2 separate regions of the Mus musculus genome follow, and region 1 is linked to region 2. The links are chromatin loops, found by intact Hi-C in ENCODE. Cell type or tissue: heart. All regions are shown on one strand. Each heading gives the region's core, and the rest is flanking DNA. Links, peaks and the distances in the headings are about the cores only. Region 1 has its middle 33 kb from the start of Tmem126b. Region 2 has its middle 15 kb from the start of Ccdc83.

Region 1 (10,394 bases), core at 952-8,951, 230 kb before region 2:
TGGAAACATACAACCTTGGGAGGTGGAAGGTGGTGCAACCCTCTGGAATATAGCAGAGATCTAGGAAGTGAGAGATTCTCAAGACTCAAAGATAAAATGCCTAACAATGAGGAGAGGGAATTTATAGAACCAACCTGCAGTAGAAAGACAGAGAATCAAGTGGAGGAATGGGGTTGCCACCCCATAGTCAAAAACTTTGACCCAGAATTGTTCCTGTCTAAAAGAACTGCAAGAACAAAAATGGAGAAGAGACTAAGGGAAAGGAGGTCCAGTGACAGGCCCAAATTGGGACCCATCTCAAGGGAAGGCTCCAAGGTCTGACACTATTACTGATGCTTACAGAAAGGAGCATAGCATGGCTGTCCTCCAAGAGGCCCAATAAGCAGTTGACTGAGACAGATGCAGATACTTACACCCAACCAATGGACTTAAGTCAGTGACCCCTGTGGTTGAATTAGGGAAAGTCTGGAAGAACCTAAGAAGGAGGGCAGCCCCATAGGGAGACCAGCAGTCTCACCTAACCTGGACCCCCGAGATATCTCAGACACTGATATGAAGCCCCCAACACGTATACAGCAGAGGAATGCCTGGTCTGTCCTCAATGAGTGAAGATGTACCTAACCCTTGAGACACTTGAGGTCCCAGGGAGGCCTGGCAGGGTGTAAGAGGGTGTGGGAGTGTAGAGATGTGGAGACATCCTCTTGGAGAAGAGAGAGGAGGAATGGGATGGGGAACTGTCAGAGGGTGGAATGGGAGGGGGATAATAACTGGACTGTAAAAAAAATGATTAAAGATAATAATAAAAAATATTGTCTTTCTGTTTAGTATACATATATGTATATGTACATATGGATATATATATATATATATATATATATATATATATATATATATACTCCCTGAAAATATTTCAGCAGCCAAATGATTCATGGGTATAATATTAATAAAATGAGTATACTATCTATAGAAAACCCAAATAGGAAAAAACTTATAGTATTCTTTCTCCCAACTGCCACATACTGACGGTGGAGACCAGCTTCAAGTTTTCTTCCACTACATACCAAAAAGAAATCACCAGATTCTGTCATGCTTCCAAAAAACACTGGGTTAGACTCTCTTTAAGATAAGTCTCATATACCATCAGAGTAATTTTTCCCCTGTTTCAGCTATAGAACAAATCCAAGCAGCAACCACTTTATGAGCAGCCCAAGCACATAACTTTAGTTAAATGGTGCCATCTGGTGACATAAATCTTGCAGTAATACACAAAAGTCCTGAACCAAGAATGGCATTGAAACCTCTTGATAGTAATTGATCCAAAGCATCAAACAGGAGATGTTCTATCTTTCCAGGCATGAGACACTCAATGACTCTCACCCAGATGATAGCTATTTAACAAAGGTGATTAAAACAATTGTCTGAGCCATGTTTGATGCTTCACACTCTATTCTCTACTGTAAAGATCTGGATCCAGTGAGACTCCCTACCCAGCATACAAAGGGCATTTTTAAAGGTGTAAATATCAAAATCCATCTTCAGTCATACCCACTTTCTAAAGTGCCATTAATTGTCATAGAATTTCTATAATTTTCAGCATTTCGAGGGCCACTTCCTAAAGAAATTTGCACATTTAAAGTTAAGCCTCTTTCTCACCCATCGAAGCCTCCATTCTTCTTGTGTATCACTTCCAGGAACTATAAATATAAATTGTTTATAAAAATTTCATTTAGATCGAGAATTGACAAATGGGACCTAATGAAACTCCAAAGTTTCTGCAAGGCAAAAGACACCGTCAATAAGACAAAAAGACCACCAACAGATTGGGAAAGGATCTTTACCTATCCTAAATCAGATAGGGGACTAATATCCAACATATATAAAGAACTCAAGAAGGTGGACTTCAGAAAATCAAATAACCCCATTAAAAAATGGGGCTCAGAACTGAACAAAGAATTCTCACCTGAGGAATACCGAATGGCAGAGAAGCACTTGAAACAATGTTCAACATCTTTAATCATCAGGGAAATGCAAATCAAAACAACCCTGAGATTCCACCTCACACCAGTCAGAATGGCTAAGATCAAAAATTCAGGTGACAGCAGATGCTGGCGTGGATGTGGAGAAAGAGGAACACTCCTCCATTGTTGGTGGGAGTGCAGGCTTGTACAACCACTCTGGAAATCAGTCTGGCGGTTCCTCAGAAAACTGGACATAGTATTACCGGAGGATCCAGCAATACCTCTCCTGGGCATATATCCAGAAGATGCCCCAACAGGTAAGAAGGACACATGCTCCACTATGTTCATAGCAGCCTTATTTATAATAGCCAGAAGCTGGAAAGAACCTAGATGCCCCTCAACAGAGGAATGGATACAGAAAATGTGGTACATCTACACAATGGAGTACTACTCAGCTATTAAAAAGAATGAATTTATGAAATTCCTAGCCAAATGGATGGACCTGGAGGGCATCATCCTGAGTGAGGTAACACATTCACAAAGAAACTCACACAATATGTATTCACTGATAAGTGGATATTAGCCCCAAACCTAGGATACACAAGATATAAGATATAATTTGCTAAACACATGAAACTCAAGAAGAATGAAGACTGAAGTGTGGACACTATGCCCCTCCTTAGATTTGGGAACAAAACACCCATGGAAGGAGTTACAGAGACAAAGTTTGGAGCTGAGATGAAAGGATGGACCATGTAGAGACTGCCATATCCAGGGATCCACCCCATAATCAGCATCCAAACGCTGACACCATTGCATACACTAGCAAGATTTTATTGAAAGGACCCAGATGTAGCTGTCTCTTGTGAGACTATGCCGGGGCCTAGCAAACACAGAAGTGGATGCTCACAGTCAGCTAATGGATGGATCATAGGGCTCCCAATGGAGGAGCTAGAGAAAGTAGCCAAGGAGCTAAAGGGATCTGCAACCCTATAGGTGGAACAACATTATGAACTAACCAGTACCCCGGAGCTCTTGACTCTAGCTGCATATATATCAAAAGATGGCCTAGTCGGCCATCACTGGAAAGAGAGGCCCATTGGACTTGCAAACTTTATATGCCCCAGTACAGGGGAACACCAGGGCCAAAAGGGGGGAGTGGGTGGGCAGGGGAGTGGGGGTGGGTGGATATGGGGGACTTTTGGTATAGCATTGGAAATGTAAATGAGTTAAATACCTAATAAAAAATGGAAAAAAAATTTCATTTAATTCTTGTCTCTAAAGCATGTATAAGAGAAGCTTGCACAGTGTCCCAGTAATGTCTTATAAATGGATTATTGAATGGATGAGAAAAATACCCTTCTCTGGCCTCTCCTCTAGAGCCAGTCCTATCAGAGACAAGAGCTGGGTTTAACAAAGTATCCCTTTCCAGCATCACTCTAGAGTCACTCAGGCTTCTCTGAACTCCTGTAGCACTTTGTTTCAACCCCTAGAGTCTAATTATCAATTACATACTGACGACATTTGTACATATGTATTAATACTACTTTGACTTTAGGGGCCAGTTTTCCCCTAAGGTCCTCAATTTGGACTTCGTACATGTCTATGTAACTAAGTGAAACTTCATAAATACATTGTGAACTATTATTACTCAGATTGTTATAACTTAAATATCCCTAATTGATTTATTTAAATGAGTAAAAAAGCAAAGAGCCACCATAGGCTTTAGCATCCAAGAATATAGCATTCCCTGTGCTAACCAATAAATACTTAATGGAGAGGCAAGAGAGGTGACTTAGCACTCGCCATGGAGCCTCACACCCTGAGTTTGATTCCAAGGATCTGCAAGGCAGAAAGCGAGAGCCAGTTCTCACATTTATTCTCTGACCTCCACGTACTTGCTATGGCACATGTGCCAGTGCACACATGCACATGCACATACACATACATGCACACACACAAATAAGTATAATGAAAATTTCAAGACTTATTTGAAAATCCATAATATGCAGTTTTGTTCCACTGGAGCACATGCAAGTATTGCCCAGTGAGTGCACCTTTTGCATATGACCTAACAGAAGAATCTCCAGGTAACTTTGCTTTTCTCTATTCACAGCAACACAGGTAGAAACCATCATTTAATATCTAAAGGCAGGATCATGTAAATATTTCAGAATGCTATTTATTTTAAAGAGAAACTTGATTCCATAATATCTGTAAATTTATGGATTCTCAATAGACTTAAGAATGTTAAAAGTTCACTCATCTTGTTAAAGAACTAAACCAAATGTTTACAATATGCAAGAAAAAAGAAATACCATTCTCTTCCAAGTTCATGGGTAACATTCAAACACCATGTTAATTTCTCTGAAAGGCCATACTTCTAAGCACCTAGATCACACTTTTGGCATGCCTCAAAATCATCCAAAAGCATTATTAAGACACTATTTGCTGAGCCCTAATTCTGAGTCTGTGATTTAGTAGTTTTTGAGGTGAGACACAAAGCTACACCCGTTGATGTGTGATTGGTGCTGCTGACACAAAAGCCAGTGTGAGGACTTGCTCTGAAAGATTAGAGTGGAGCTAATCTAAAGTCATATAATTGTACAACACTTGTACCATTCACTGTAATCTTATAAAATGTCTTGATTTCTTGATGGTCAGATGACAAAAATACACATAATTCATAGTTACAGCCATAATATGTTTAAGTAGGTCTTACTTTGAAATAATATTACATAAGAGTTAGTATAATGCAGTGCTCAGAAGATAGCAGCACAGGCTAAAAGAATTCAAATCCCAAGAACCCACATAAAATTCCTGCACGGCTATGAGGGTATGCAACCCCAAAGGGTAGATAGAGATAGGGTTTCTGGGTTTGCCACCTGACAACATAGTTCCAAGTTCAGTGAGAGACCCCACCTCAAGAAAATAAGCAGGATTATACATCATAACATCCAATATCTTCCTCTGGCTTCTCCATGTGCACACACATGAATACACACCACACCACACACACACACACACACACACACACACACAAAGAATTGATATAATGTGATTATACAGATTTCTAAATTCAAACAAACACATGGTAAAAACTCTCATACATTTTTATTTCTAGCCATAACACCATTATAAATTATTAAGCAACTATATAACATCTCTGTTTCCTACTTCATCTTCATTTGCTCATAAAAGGAAACATTGTCTCATACAGTTCAGTACTTTTTATTTTGCCTAGAAAAACTCTCTAGCTCATAACAAATATTTTTAAATGATTGTTTACTATTATGAATCAAAGTTATTAAACACTTATTAATAATATTAAAGATTCACACTATGAATTGTATTCACACTCTGGAAAGTGCCGACAGTGTAACAACTACAAACTGTGATAATCTATTGGATAATTTTTTTTTTCTGAGCAGACCACAAGATGTCACCATAACATCTAGAAATGTAGCTTTTAGCATGTTGAAAGTAAACTGATTTTCTATTTTTCAAAACTTAACATTTTTTTATTATACTGAAGCTATAACACTGGAGCATTCATTAGTTAGTATATTTATCCTTTAAACATAATGGACGTATTCTCGATTGTTTTATTAATTTCCCTTTGTAGATATTTTAACAATAGTCACCAGCATACTCAAGCAAAGAACATATCTTTGCAACTGCACTGTGCTTGTGAATGGGCAGTACAGGCTACTGTGCTTCTGCTAAGCATAGCAAATAAATACATAGACAAGTAAAATAAAACATACTGTCTTGGATGAAGTTGTTTATCTTTTGCTACTCATTTTTCTCTCAAAATTTTAAGAAAGTAGAGAATTATCTATATAAATGCAAAAATGGATATATTTACATATGTCATATGTAAATACGTCATGTTCTTTATATGTTTGGAAAAAATATATTGTTAGCTTTCAAAGTACTTTATTCCAGTGTGAGCTTCTGGTGAATGAGAACTCAAAGCAAATCACAAAGGAACTGGAGAGGCAAGGAAGAAAGGCCACCAGGCAATTCACCATGCTCCAGGCTTGCCCCGCTGTTTACCACAAGCTAAACTATCTTACCATTGCTTTTTTATATTCCTTTACTTTCTTTATTCAAAAATATTCTAAAATGTATATTACCCTTATAAACTGATAAAATTACAGTTTAAAATTTTAAAAAGCATTACTGTTGTCTCAGGGAGAACATTTTAAGCAAATGATGAAAGACTACCAAAAAATACTTATATCTAAAGTGATGTTCCTCGTGTATTTATGAAGGGCTTGGTTTCCTGGTCACGTGGAAATATTGCAGCAAAGACCTCAGAATAGCATTTCACTCCATCATCCATTTGTGTTGGCTTTTGGCATTATGAGTCCTGTTTATGAAATTAGCTAGGTATTCATGGTATTATTTCAATGCCTTGGCTATATGAATATTAGACCAATGGTTAAAGCCACAACCTTTCATTATTTGTAACAAAGAGAGGTACAGGGAGGGAGGAGAAATCAAGTTATAGACAATAAAAAATATCTTATTTATCAATGGCTGTCTGTCTAAGCTTTTAGAAAGATGAGAATCTTCCTCAGGACACATGTGGAGACCTTAAGAAAAATACACAGTGAAGTGGTCCATAATAATAACTTAATGGCCAATACTTTGCTTCCCACATAGAGTTCAACAGAAAATTGTGTTTTGCTGTATGATGCTCCATTCTTTGTACTTGCTTTTAATACCAACTGACTTTTTCAAATTAATGCATATGCATATATTACATATATAACATATATATATTACAGTTTAGACTTTGTCCCCCTCTACGTCCACCCTCTAACTGTTTCACGTCCCATGCCTCCTCCCTCAGTCTCCACAAGGATGTCCCTACCTCCCACTCCCACCCCACCAGACCTCCCCACACCCTGGGACCTCCAGCCTCTTGCGGGTTAGGTGCATCTCTCTGACTGAGTCAGAGCTAGCATTCCTCTGCTGTCTATGTGACCAACTGACTTTAAAGGGCCAGCCAGAGCAACTTGCTATGCAGGTTATTACGTAGCAGCCTTTTCTAGATCTATTAGAGAAATTCCAGACACACTATAGGCTCTCTGCCAAGATATTTATCCCTCAGTTAAAACAATGGCAAAATGTAGTTGATAGTCTCTCATCTGCCTTCTTGTCCTCTAGGTAATAGTGTTATCAAATGATTATATTTCTAAACATGTATATTTATCTAAAATCATCTGATAATATTCTTCCTAAACCAGTTCTCAAAAGCTCAAGCTCCCCAAAGACAGCCAGTCTTAACTAAACACATCATGTGAATCAATTTAGATGCACTTCCATTTAGTTAATGGCCTTTATGAATCATCAACTAAATGACACTATTAATACTTAATTCATAAATCTGTGGTTCAAAATGCTCTGTAAAATACTATTCTCTAATGACCATGCTTATTTAAATTCTGTAAGACTCCATTTAGAGTCGCTTCTATTTAATGCCAGCTGAGATGATTATATTTGCTTGTGTCATTAATTCTTGCCAGACACAATAGATGAAAGGAATTATTTTTCCCACAGGTAAAATAATTTTGTAAAGCTTTTCAACTTCTATTTACATTCAATAAATTGATTTTCAAGTCTTTAAAACTAAATAATCTTTAAAATTATACTGAAACTATAATCTTAAGGGTTTTATCGGTTGGTATATGTGTAATTGAACATAAGTAACATGTTAATAAATAAAAAAGAAATTATTTTAACACTAAGCTTCATAGATTACTGTTTTTACTATCAATGCATGCTAGCATTAAATGTGATTACAACGTCTAATAGACTCACTGACTCCTTTTCAAACGTATTTTGTGTGTGTGTTGTTGCTTAGCACATACAAAGTACTGACCTCAGTTCCTGACACAAAACTAAATAAACAGAAAAATAAAAAGTATCCTGTGTCAAATGGAATTTCTTGATATTCCATTTGTTGTTTTTATTAAAGGAAATATTGATTGATGATTGGTTAAATAACTAATTTTCCTTGTTGCTTTTCCTCTTAAGACATCTTGAAGAGATCAATTTATAATCTATCTTTTATACTTATTTACATATAGAGATATAAGTATAAAAGATAGATGTATAAAGCCATCTATCAATAAACCACAGTCTTGATTTTTTTCATATCTTTAAAGAGAAGGCTAAGATTATCAGAGTACTTTCATTACACATTGATACGCACTAAATTTTCATGAGTAAACTCTTCAGTTCTGAATCTAAACCCTCCTAAAAGAAGCACAAGAGACAACGGGTTTCACTCTAACTTTGTTCTGCGGACAGAGGACGTTGGTGTCAGCAGAACTCTAGGGAGTTTATGTTCCACAGGCTACTCCCTTTCTTCCTGTATGATGCCCGTCCCTAACTGCGGCAGACTCAGAGTTCTCACCTGGGCACATTGGTCTTCCCATTTTCCCACACAAAGTATCTTTTCAAGGTTGGTATTTTTTCAGTAATCTATTCCTCATTTCTATTCTCTAGCAATTGTTTTTAAGTAAGAATAAGAGTGGGGGGGGATCTTTCCTTTGAATAAAAAGAAAAACTATCATAGGTGTGTGTGTGTGTGTGTGTGTGTGTGTGTGTGTGTGTGAGAGAGAGAGAGAGAGAGAGAGAGAGAGAGAGAGAGAGAGAGAGGGAGAGAGAGAGAGAGAGAGAGAGAGAGAGAGAGAGAGAGATGGAGAAAGACAGAGACAGAAACAGAGAAACTTTGTTATCTGTGACATTATTCAAACTGTTTAGCCTGATTCTCGCCTTTAAGGCTATAAGTAATCTTTGCAATACATACCCAGTAAGGCTTGAAATAAGCTGCTCTTGAAAATACTCATCACCTTTTTCACAGCATTTTTCAACAGCTGTTCCTCAGGCTTTCTTAATTTTTTGCAGTATTCCTCCAGTAATGACAAAGCTCGGTCAGTATCTGAAAAATAAACGTTTAAAATATACCATGGGGTCCCAGAAAAAGCATTGATTAACTCATCTAATCTACAGATGTGTTCTTAATTTCACAACACAAATAATTCAGTAAAGTGATCATCTACTCCATGAACGGCCAAAAGAAATTGATCATTATATCCAATGTTAATTTCAAAGTCCACTTTGGTATCCTTATAGTCTTGTCTTCCAAATGAATCTGCAACTGTGAAACAACACAAAACAAAAATGCACTGCTGGCCAGATCTTTACATAGTAAATATGATTCCGTTTGTCAAAAGAAAAAGAACCATATTAAATTGATGACTGCTTAAAAATACTGTCAAGCATCCCATATGACTTTTAAGGCCTGATCCCCATAGATAATTAAAACCCAATTTTTCTGCCTTATTTTCCAATATGTGTATCATGCATCTCTAATACAAATCATATTCTTGCTTCCCTCTACACACACACACACACACACATACACACATACACACACACACTTACAGACCACACCACAGAGAGAGGGGAGAGAGACACACATGCATGCATGCAAAAAGACACACATACGTGCACACACACACCCTCCTTTTTCCTCCCCCTCTGTGCTCATCTTTCATCTCACTATTCCCTGTACTAAGATATTCCACCCACTACCACTATCTCACTCCAGAATCAGTGTTTTATTGAAAGGGTTCATTGACAACTAGATCTGGATATAAAACCCATTTAGGTACTGTGTGTAACCTACAGCATGTTACATAACCTCTCTGAGCTTCTGTTTTCTCACAGGTATTAGTAATAAAGTTCTAGGCTCAATATCTATTACACAGAAGGCCAATTGGAAAACTATCTTCCTTTGATTTTGACTTCATTCAAATGTTCTGTCTCCCTGTCTGCCTGTCTCTCTGTGTGTCTCTGTGTCTCTCCTGTAGAGCCATCTCTGATGGTTAAAATTAAACAGTATCTTCCCTTTTTCAAAGCTAGTTTGTACATACAAATCCTGTATCCATTCTGAGCATAGAGCAGGTAATATATCGTAAAACATCATAATTAGTATCTTCACCTCTCACAAAAACAAATCATTAGAAGTCCCCAGAGGGACACAATTTGCATATAGGTGAAAGCTGTCCTTGAGTTTCAAAACTGGTTTCCTTCTAACCTGCCATCCCAAGAAATACACTTGAAATATAATTACAACAATTAACATCTTCTGAATACTTTATTTCTCCTCTCCTCTGAACTCTTCAGTTCTTCTCCACAGCCATTCTCAACTGATGGTACGTCCTAGTCCATTGTAAGTCAGAACACCTTCTACAGACTCTTAGCATATACTGATTTAGTGTTCTATATTTTAATCGTGTGTTACTATAGATGAACACGTATGCCTCTATAAGATCCTCTGCTATAGATGGGTCTCTTACCTCCTCCAGAGTACTGGTCCATCATCATTATTTCTTATACTTTCAGTCATTCCCA
Region 2 (10,394 bases), core at 1,190-9,189:
ACATCAAAGATCCTTCACTCTCTATTGAGAGTGATACTCTGGACACATCACCTCGTCCAGTCGGCAGTGCGGGGTCAGTCCTTGTGTACACATCTCACTGTGTACACGCCTCTCCTCTAGGAAGACACAAGTTTCTCAGAAGTGTCTTTCAAACTATGAAGACAAGAATCCAAGGATCCCCTAACTACCCTATCCCTCAACGGGACAACCCTGAAGTTTGTCTAAACGACCGCTCAGGATATCAGAAATCAGGTGGAATTCTTGTTGCTCACAACAGGACCCACCCACCAGCACACCTTTTCCTGTTTCACTTTCTGACCGGCTTCTTGGGATCACTTCCGGTCTAAGCTACCTTTATACGATGTCTTAGATCAACTTTTTAGGAGAAATAAAGCTAAGATGGTCTGCCTCAGAGCTCTTCCCCAAACTCAAGTATGTGTGGCTATTGCTTAGCTTTCAGTTCTGTGTCTCTGGGTCTCATTCACGGGTCTCAGCTTGGACCCAAGACAGGTACTGATGGTGAGCGTTTGTAAATCAGTAAGTCAGTTAGCAACAGCAGAGCTACTGGCTGGTGAGCCGTGCTGGAATATATGATTCAGTCACAGTGTGCTTAAGCAGTCACTCCAGAAAGAGGCCTAAGTTCACCAAGATGAGACATATAAGGGACGTCAGCTAAAAAGCAAACAAAAGATAGAAAGCATCTGTCAGTTTTGGAATAGATAAGCTCGGCAAATATTTGAATTTGAGGAGTGGAGTTTTCAGCAGTGACGGCCATTTGTCACACATTTGTCACGCCAGTGTGCAAAACTCCAAGAGGGAAGGAAAAAAACTAAGAAATAAGTCCTCAAAATTCCGAGGGGGAAGGAAAAGAGCTAAGAAATAAGTCCTCAAACAGAAGCCAATTAAGGGAAAATCGATACTTTCGGTATTTTTGTTTTAAAAACGGAGTCAAATCTTATCCAAAATACAAAAACAATTCATGTATCACTCTGGAGAGTTTTTGGTGGCTTAGTTTTTTTTTTTTTTCAAAAACATCATAAAACAAACAAAAACGGGAGAAAAAAAAGGTGGCAGGTGACAGCCAGGCACAAACTGCTAGGATCTCTAGGGAGCAAACAACAGCTGGACAACTGCCATCTCAGAAATGGGTATTAGCAGAAAAACAGTGGTCTCAGTTACAAAGAGAGAAAGGGAATTTTGGAAAGCAGGCTAGTCGAGGACTCAGCTCAGAAGCAGAGGTCCTGGTCTGCCTGGTTTACTGAGAGAACCCAGAGCAGATATCACTGGACCACTCTGAGATCTGGCCCACAGAATGCCTCTGAGTAGGCAAGAAACTTTGGATCAGAACGCACAGTGTTCTGTGACATAGAAATCTGGTCTGAGCCACTCTCTGGAGTAGACATCACAGAGACAGGCCTGGTACCTGGCCACCTATGCAAGGGCAGGCATAGATGCAAGCCTATAACTCATGTTGATGAAAGGAACTACGAAGGTTGAGTAGGCACTATAGCCATCCCACGAGGGATGATACTCAAGGGGGACCAACACCTGTGCCCCAACTCTACAAGGGACTACACAGAGGCAGGACAACCTTGCTCCTGCAAGAGTGCATAGCAACAAATGACCTGTTCAGGGAAGGGGCCACACACAGACTCTACACTCCAACCCCCGACCCTTTCCCTGCCCTGTCCCAAAGCCTTTACTTAACATAGAATTTCAACTTGGTCCTATTCTCCCCTGCCCTGAAACCCTACCTTTTCTGGCTTTCTCAAAGAACTTCAGTTGCCTGGAGTGGAGAGCAGAGGTTCTCCCTACCTCAGCCTGGGACTCTCATATATATTCTGTATTAGCATGTATAATTAGGTTATGGGACTATGAGATACGTGAATTGTAATGAGGATAATGATGTATTAGGAAAAAATGGTAATCAACTGTTAACATGGGTTCTGACACATGTAATGTCTTCTTCCAACATTTTATCCCAGGCCCTTTACTGGTAAGTTTTTAGGGTGGTCCTAGGAGGAATTAAAGGAAATACTGAGGGGGGAGGAGATATTACCAAAATATATTGAAGGCATATATGTTCTCAGAGAATGAATAAAAATACTGTATTTTTAAAAGACAAAAAACAAATAAGTCTCTAGCACACCAAGATTCTTAGGGTACACATGCACCATGACCTTGATAAATATCCTCTAAATACTTGCAATTTTTAAAGGGAAAGGGGAACATGTATAGGAGCTGGAGAGAGAGACAGAGACAGAGAGAGACAGAGACAGAGAGAGACACAGAGAGAGACAGAGACAGAGAGAGACACAGAGAGAGACACAGAGAGAGACAGAGAGAGAGAGACAGAGAGAGACAGAGAGAGAGAGACAGAGAGAGACAGAGAGAGAGACAGAGAGAGAGAGACAGAGAGAGAGACAGAGAGAGACAGAGAGAGACAGAGAGAGACAGAGAGAGAGACAGAGAGAGAGAGAGAGAGAGACAGAGAGAGAGACAGAGAGAAAGAGACAGAGAGAGAGAGAGATGTTTCAGTGATCAGAGCACTGGCTGCCCTTGCAGAGGACTGGGCTTGATTCCCTGAAACCACAGGGCAGCTCACAGCTGTCTGTAACTCCCTTCCCAGGGGATCAGACTCCCTCTTACAACACCCAAGGGCACTGTGTACATGCACATACTTACATGCAGGAAAACCACATAAAACACAAACAACGCTTCAGAAAAAAAAGAAAACATTTCCAGGTAGTAAATATAACACATATAATACATATTACATATTAGATTTAAAGCAAATCTAGTTTTACCTTTAAAAAAAAATCGTTGCCTCCAATGTGTTATGGTGACTTTAGACCCTTCAGAAGTGCTGTGTAATATATTCTTAGCTGACAGACGTAAATACAAAGACACCGGCACTTTAACTCCCAGAAATGACTTCTCTCTAGCCACTCCACAGATTCACTATTGTAAAAATTGTTTATACTCTGTTTTTTTCCTGTTTTCTCCTTGCTGTATGGTAGGTAGTAAATTAGAAATGGTCTTCTCAAGTATTCAACAAACTTAATTTTTCTCTCTTTCCATTTAATAAAAACAGGCACCAAAGTTAGTCATCATTATATCCCATAATTATTTGCACTAGTCCTGTGTGCCCCACCCCTGTCTACATGTGACTTGCGTGTAGGCCCTCTCTCCCCTGCTTGCATAGAAGGAGGGTCATGAATACGGACACAGGGAGAAGCCAGTCATGCACAAGTCAGGAAAAGAGCCCTCAGCAAGCATGACCTTGAGTGTACGCAGATCTGGACTCCCAGCCTCCGGCACTGGGAGAACCTTACAATTCTATTGTTTAACTGTGGTAATACTAGCACACCAATACACTTCTCACATCATCCTTAGGACAGCCTTTTAAAAAAAAAAAAGATGGAAGAGCAGGTAAATCATATGTCTCTTGACACTGCTTGCAATCACATTAAATTCTGATGATGCAAGGGCCTCACCGAAGTCGTTCCAAGCCCACTATTCCACGTTGGTGGGACACATTCCAATGGCTAACCCTCCCTCAGAGCAAACCTCTGGCGGTTTGTAGGACCAGGTGTGGATCGGGTAAATGACATGCAACAGTTTTTCCCCTTCATTCTCTGCTAGCTCATAACAATCGGGGCTCTTGTGTAACTGGTCTGTCTAAACCAGGGGCTTAACCTCAGAGCAGCTGCTGTGGAAAACTGCCCTGTGCATTGTGGGATATTTATGAGAATGCCCGCTTCCCCCTGCTCAGTCATGACAGTGTTCAACATCTATAGATATTGCCACATGGGCACTAGGAGACAAAAGTCACTCTGGTTGGGAAGTATTGGTTTAAGCCTTAGAGGTCATGGCCCCATACTTATGGAAGCCTGCCAACTTCTAACAACCACCTGGAGAGGGGAGTTATGCAAATGAAAAGTAATCGAGCATTTCTTCTCAAATGCGGTCAGTCAGTGGGACAGAATTTGTGAAGAAAGGTGGACGTAGGGTGGTAGGAAGGAAGGTACTGTTTGGGGATATAAATGTTCTATGTGCCATACACAACTATTTCCTTTGGAAGATACATGGTGAAGATTTCTTCACACATATAATAATCATGAATTTTGACACATGTAAAAAACCATGAATTCCAGGACAGTCTGGGCTATGTAGAGATATCCCTGTCTCAAAAGAAAAAAAAGGACATAAACATTTTATAATCCACTCACTAACGTGGCTCCTGCCCACTAGACTGGTTAGTTTAGTGGGTCCTGCCCCTGACCAGTCTAGTGACTCCATATCAAAACTGTCACACACAGGCCAGAAGTTTGTTAGCCACGTTGGCTCTGCACTCTTTCCTCCCGTCTTGCCTCCCAGCCTCCAGTCCTCACCCCAAACCCAATCTTTCCTCATTGGTCTTTCTTGGTCTTGCTTTGGGCTGAGAAAGCCCTGGTGCTCACAGAAGGAGGCTAATCTCTCTGACACCAGCCTCATCCGCCCCACCTGTTCTTGGTTATACAGCCAGACAGCTGAAAGCCTCTCTAACGGCACTGGCTGAGCCTGCTTGCCTTTATAGATCGTTTTCTCGAACTCAAGCACAACGTGGTGATTGCTCTTAGGCTTGCAGAAAAATACAAAATTACTAAAGAGGCTGCCCAGTCTCCCTCAGTCAGCTCTCCCCCTGTGCTGTCCCCTCTATTACCGTACTTTAGACCCAAAGAACTTACCCTTGTGTGGCCTTCCTTGCCTACTTTCAGTAGCACAGGCTACCTGGCTAGTTGGAAGGTTTTTGATTTTGTTTCGTTCTAGTTGATGGAAATCACCTGTATGCAACAGACTTCAACTGCTTGTCTCCAGGAGCCTTTGTCGCCCTCGGGATATGACAGCAGAGAGCAGTAGCTGAGCTGGGGGAGTAGTAGGAAGTGGCGCCCTCTACTGTTAGTCTCTGTGGGGGCTTTGGTTATCTCCTTAGCCCTTAGCAGTGGCCAGTGTTACAAAATCTCAGCCCAGGGTCTTAAGACCTTGTGCCTAGAAGACTGGACAGGCCTGTGGGATTTTTCATGTTCCCTTTCCTGGCTCCTTTTATCAACTCTCCTCTGTTGTCACGGTCCCTACCCTTCCTGCTCTGGGCACTCTCAAACTGCTCAGCACCTCTTTCAAGCCACCGGGCCATGCTCTGATCACTTCCGCAGCTCAGTGGCTGCCAGCCCGATGCTCACGGTATAACTCAGGGTTCATTTCCAGACATATCATGCCGGCCGGGTTGTCCAATGATACTCAAGATGCAGTGGGCTGCTCAGCAACTGTGCTCCAAGGACATTTGGGGTCATTCAGGCATGAGGGGGTCTTTGGCAGTCTACTTCTGGCTTGATTTGAGTTAATAGTGGCACCAGACATTGAGGGACCAGTAGGCAGTGCCAGACACGCCGGCACACTCTGATTCGTCTGTAATCTCAGCACCTGGAGGTAGAGGTAGAAGGATACAGAGTTCCAGTTTAGGCCAGATGGTTGTGGCACACAGCTTTAATCCCAGCACTCAGGAGGCAGAAGCAGGGAGATCTCTGTGAGTTCGAGGCCAACCTGGTCTATAGGGCGAGTTCCAGGGGAGCCAGGTCTACATGAGCAGGGGCAGTGTATATGTATATAATCTCTGTGTGTGTGTGTGTGTGTGTGTGTGTGTGTGAATACAAAATGTCACAATGAAACCCATTATTTTAATATACTAACCAAAAATGAGTAATTTTACACACAGCTGTCATAAGACCAGGAACACTACAGAAGGGAGAAGCCGGTTCTGAGCGTTGTGGTGGGCTCCCTCATCCCCCAACCCCCGCCCTCCCACACACATATTTTTCTTTGAATTCACCATGCAAGCTAAGGGCTTCTTCTAGCAACCACTTCTGGCAGTGCTGGTTACAGACCTCCCTGGCCCACGAGGTACAAGGGCATAGTTGGCCTCTGCACGCTCTAAGCATCTCACAGTCAGCACCCTCGGGAGCAGTCTCCAGCACATGGTGAGTGTGACCTAACTACCCAGCCTACTGAGCTATGTCCCAGAGTCCTATCAAAACCAACCCCTTTTTATCCAGTCTCTAGAGAACTTGTTCATCAACAAACTCTGCCATCTCTACCTTTCTTGTTTCCCCATTCTCCTAACTTTTGGAGAGTACCTCCCAATAAAGCTACTCACACACAGACCCCAACTTAGGATGCCCATCTAGAGGATGCCAGTTGTTAACCGCAGCATGGGCCAGGGTGACTTTCATGACTGCGTAAGCAAGATGGCCAAGAGCCTTACCAGTCACATCCGGAACTCTTTGCTCCTGGCCCTGTGGGAAGCCACAGAGATTATAAACAAGGGATGGAGTCTCTGGCACAATGCAGAGAAAGAACTGGGGTCAAGAAAGCTAGATGGGACATGCAGTCAGATCTTCAATCAAGTCAGAAGACGAGGATCTGTCTTAAGGAAGGGGCAGTAAAGATGAAGGCTGGCTAATACTGCCTTTGCTCCCCGTCTTAGCCAGAGTCACCCCGACTTGCAGCAAACTACTATTTAGCTGTTTTCTAGCACATGCAATAAAAAATAACCCACGCCTCCCAGGTTTGGCAAGGCCAGCAGAATCCTAGCTCAGGGCAAGGATGGAGTGTGCCCATCTTTCCCAGAGTCTGGTTTTGCCTGTAGCTTATACCACCTCTGTCTGTAGCTACCATTTATTTAACACTGGGGAGCAATCCAGACTCAAATTTACATCATGGCCTCTGTGACTTGGAGATATATTAAAATGGGGGCTTAGGGAGTGGGGGCAGGGTGAGCAGCAATTTTGGGGAAACTCAGCCAGCCAAGAGTCATCCACCTTTCTGTAAGGAACCCCTAATGGATTCATTTTATGAATGAAGGTGAACTATATCCTTTGGACTGTTGGCCATGCCAATACGGGGGTGGGAGTGTGGGGGGGGGCATTTCCTCAACATAGCTGCTTGACAACAAAGGCCATCCTCACTAATAGATGAGCTGAGCCAAAGAAGGACCTTTCAACATCAGGACCCAAAAGCATTTGCTCTTCTGTACCATTCAGTGGCTCTTAGATTCTCTATGTTCACCTGGACAGCCTCTCTCCATGCGGTTGCCCTGACGGAGGCCCCACAGCAGAAGTCTACATGGATTTGCCTTTCCTGGGCATCTCATTTCACTGGAATAGCATATAGTATGGCTCATTGGCCATGGTCTTCTCAGCTAGGATGCTGCGTAAAAAGTAAACAGTATACTGAAATCCACATGAGGTGGAAGGAACAGACCACAAACTCCCGTTTCCTCTGGTTTCAAAACATAGTGCACAAGACTGGGTTTGCTAATATGGGAGGCATATTCCTAAAAAAAATACCTATTTATGTTTCTGTCTGCAAATGAATACAGTGCTGAAAAGATGAGAGTTGTAATTGCCTCTGCCTCATTCCCCAGATGTGAGGTAGAGCTATGAATATGTCCTAATTCTTTTAATACTGTGCTGATGCTGTGCTGGGAGCAGCTTTCATAGGCTGCCTCCCAGTGTGGGAGTGAGCATCTCACCTGTGTCACGGAAGCCTGAAGAGATTAGGCAAGCTCACAGGTGGAGCCAGGGAGATGAAGTCATGGTTTTTCCAGGCACTGCCGCCCATACGCCGTGGACCAGAAACAGGATCCAAATGGGAGGCCCTTAGCAAAATAAAAACTGGAACTGAGGTCAGTGAAGTTCATCTTGGAACCCAGCCTCACCCTGACCTCTCCCACCCTCCTCTACACCAGCCAGGGTTTTGTCAACAAGCAAGCTCTCTCTGCACAACTTACAGGACCTGGTGTGATGGTTCCTGCTTGCTTCGCCTCCACCGCATCACACTCCTCTCTCACCTCTGGGGTCTCATCATCTAGCCATAGAAAATGCCTTTAGTGTCACTAGAGACTCAGTGCTCTCACTACTGGGTCTTTGTATCTGCCACGCTCCAGCCAGCACACCAAACCAACTTGGTCATTTCCTCTAGGCTTGCTCCCAGCCCTTAAGACAGGTCTAGGTTTCCCAAGGCAGTCTGTTTGCCTCACTCTCTTCAAGGGTTCTTCAATGTGAAGAAACTTTACTCTTCTGTTTTTTTCCACCTAGACCCAAAGCTCCCCCAGGCAAATACAGAATCTGCCCGACATCTGACCTCATGAGCTACGCTGAGCTCAAACTGTTCAAACAGCTCCCAGACTCCTCCTTCTCTCACAGAAACTGTGAGGTAATAAATGAGTCACTATGTTTAGAGTAGTTTTCTACCATAATAAGTAACTAATACACTATTAAAACTCAGTGGTTTAAAATAATAACTTATTAGGTCTCCCCTGATCCCATAGTTCCTCATGTACAAGCTTGAGATCATTTCAGCAAAACCAAGCCGATGGAGAGGCCGGAGGGGAGGGTCCAACATGACATCACTCATGTGTCTGGCATTCTGTGGGCTAGAATATGGTTTCTAGACATCTTCTAGCCCACAGAATGATCGCTGAATGACTATTCACAATGCCTATACTGTGACTCTCTGGCAAGGTTATCCCGTAGGAGATAGGATTGTGTGAAAGTTTACTCCCTCCAGAGCAAGTATCCCAAAAGAACCGGAACAATCTGCACGATCTACTTTGACCCAGTTCCAGAAGTGACAGTCATTCGGCTGTGCACTCTCAGTGGAAGCAATCCTGAACCAACCAGAATCAGGCAGAAGGAATGGAAGGTTCATTTCCTGATGAGATGGGCAAAGAATTGGAAGTGACTTTGTAAAAATTAACTTTGCTGAAGTAGAGTTTATATACAATAAGAAATATACACACTTCATATATGTATGTATATATATCATATGCATAACACATAGATAACACATAGATATAACATATCTCTCTCTCTCTCTCACACACACACACATGCTTTAACAAAAGCACACATCCTTGTAACAACCATCACAATCAAAATCTAGAGACTCATCCCTGAGAGTTCTCCCCTTCCTGATGCTGCCATACCTAATTCCCTAGCCCACTGTGAGAGTTTGAATGAGAAAAGTCCTTTATAGTCTTGGGATTTTGAATGCCTGGTCCTCCATTGGTCAGTCTCTTTGGGAGGCTTAGGAGATGTGGTCCTGTTAGAGGAAGTATGTCACTGGAGGTGAGATGTACCATGTCAAGTTTGCTCTCTTTGCTCCATGCCTGTGGTTGAAGATGTGAGCCCTCCGCTTCCTGCTCATGCTGCGGGGCCTTTATCCCACCATGGTAGACTCTAATCCTCTGGAACCGTAGACCCAAATAAGCTTGTTCTTCCAGAGGCTGCCTTGGTCATGATGTTTTATCACAACAACAGAAACTTATACGCCTGCTCATAGATGCTAGGCAACCACTGGTTGGCTTTCAGCCTTTTCTAGAATTGTGCATAATATTTTACTTCCCACCTGGATTCTTCACTTTAATAAGTGTTTTTTACAAGGATCGTTCATGTTATTGCACGTACTGACAGTTTAATTTGCTCCACTTTTCACTGCTGTGCGGTACTCCACTGTGTGGCTGTGCAGTGTTTATATAGTTACCTGCTGCTGAGTGTCCCTGTTGTTCCCAGGTTGAGGGTATTAGAAACGAAGCTGCTAAGAGTGCTTATTTTTATTTTTCCTGAATCAATATGTAGCAGTGATATCACTCATCCACACACTATATTTGTCACTATAAGTGACTACCAAATTGCTTTCCAAATGGTTGTAGTGGGGCACTTGTTAAAAATGAATTAGAAGTTAACTCCACAAGATGATGTGAAGTAAAAGATTCATGATAAGGAAAGATGGACTCTTCCAAATGAAGAAACTGAGGAAGAGGTGCAGGACTCAGAGAGGTAATAACAGGATGCCTGAGCTCGTAGAGGGAAAGACAGGCAAGCAACGTGAGAAAGAAGTAAGCCTCAGCCCCAGCAGCCCCATGTCATGGCTACCGACTGCGAGAGGGGAAGATGAAGCTCCAGAAAGAATGAGAGCCAGGGGCTGGAGAGATGACTTGTGGTTAAGAGCACTGGTCCAGCACCCAATGGAAGCTAACAGCAGTCTAACTCCAGTCCCAGGGGACCCGATGCCTACCTGGATGATGTGCACACTAGGTCTACACGTGGTGCACAGACATGCACGCAGGCAAAACACCCATACACATAAGATTATGACACACACACACACAGAAGAGAGACAGAGACAGAAAGACAGAGAGAGAGAATGCAACAGCAAATGTGCTCACGGTTCTTAAAATTTATGTTGTCAAAAGATGGTGTGGTTTCTTTTGTAAAAATGTATTAAGATGTTTGATACTTGTTCATACAAAACAGGGGTGTGTGTGTGTGTGTGTGTGTGTGTGTGTGTGTGTG

Evidence for each region. Peaks named below come from ENCODE experiments on the same cell type or tissue, not always from the same donor. Only the 100,000 strongest peaks of a DNase experiment are listed, where the experiment ranks them.
Region 1: it touches region 2 in a loop (2.7-fold over the local background); 10 of 42 quality-filtered maps call a loop at or near these places.

The regions. Positions count from the first base shown.
Region 1 is chr7:90,503,328-90,513,721 of GRCm38, reverse strand. It overlaps a transcript of Dlg2 not described here. Among named protein-coding and RNA genes, the nearest start is that of Tmem126b, 33 kb to the right of the region's middle. In heart, for the core only: CTCF peaks have their summits at 1,235 (motif pointing left) and 5,386 (motif pointing right); no DNase peak of the experiment used is centred there.
Region 2 is chr7:90,275,214-90,285,607 of GRCm38, reverse strand. No RefSeq gene overlaps it. Among named protein-coding and RNA genes, the nearest start is that of Ccdc83, 15 kb to the right of the region's middle. In heart, for the core only: a CTCF peak has its summit at 4,934 (motif pointing left); a DNase peak (open chromatin) is centred at 7,687.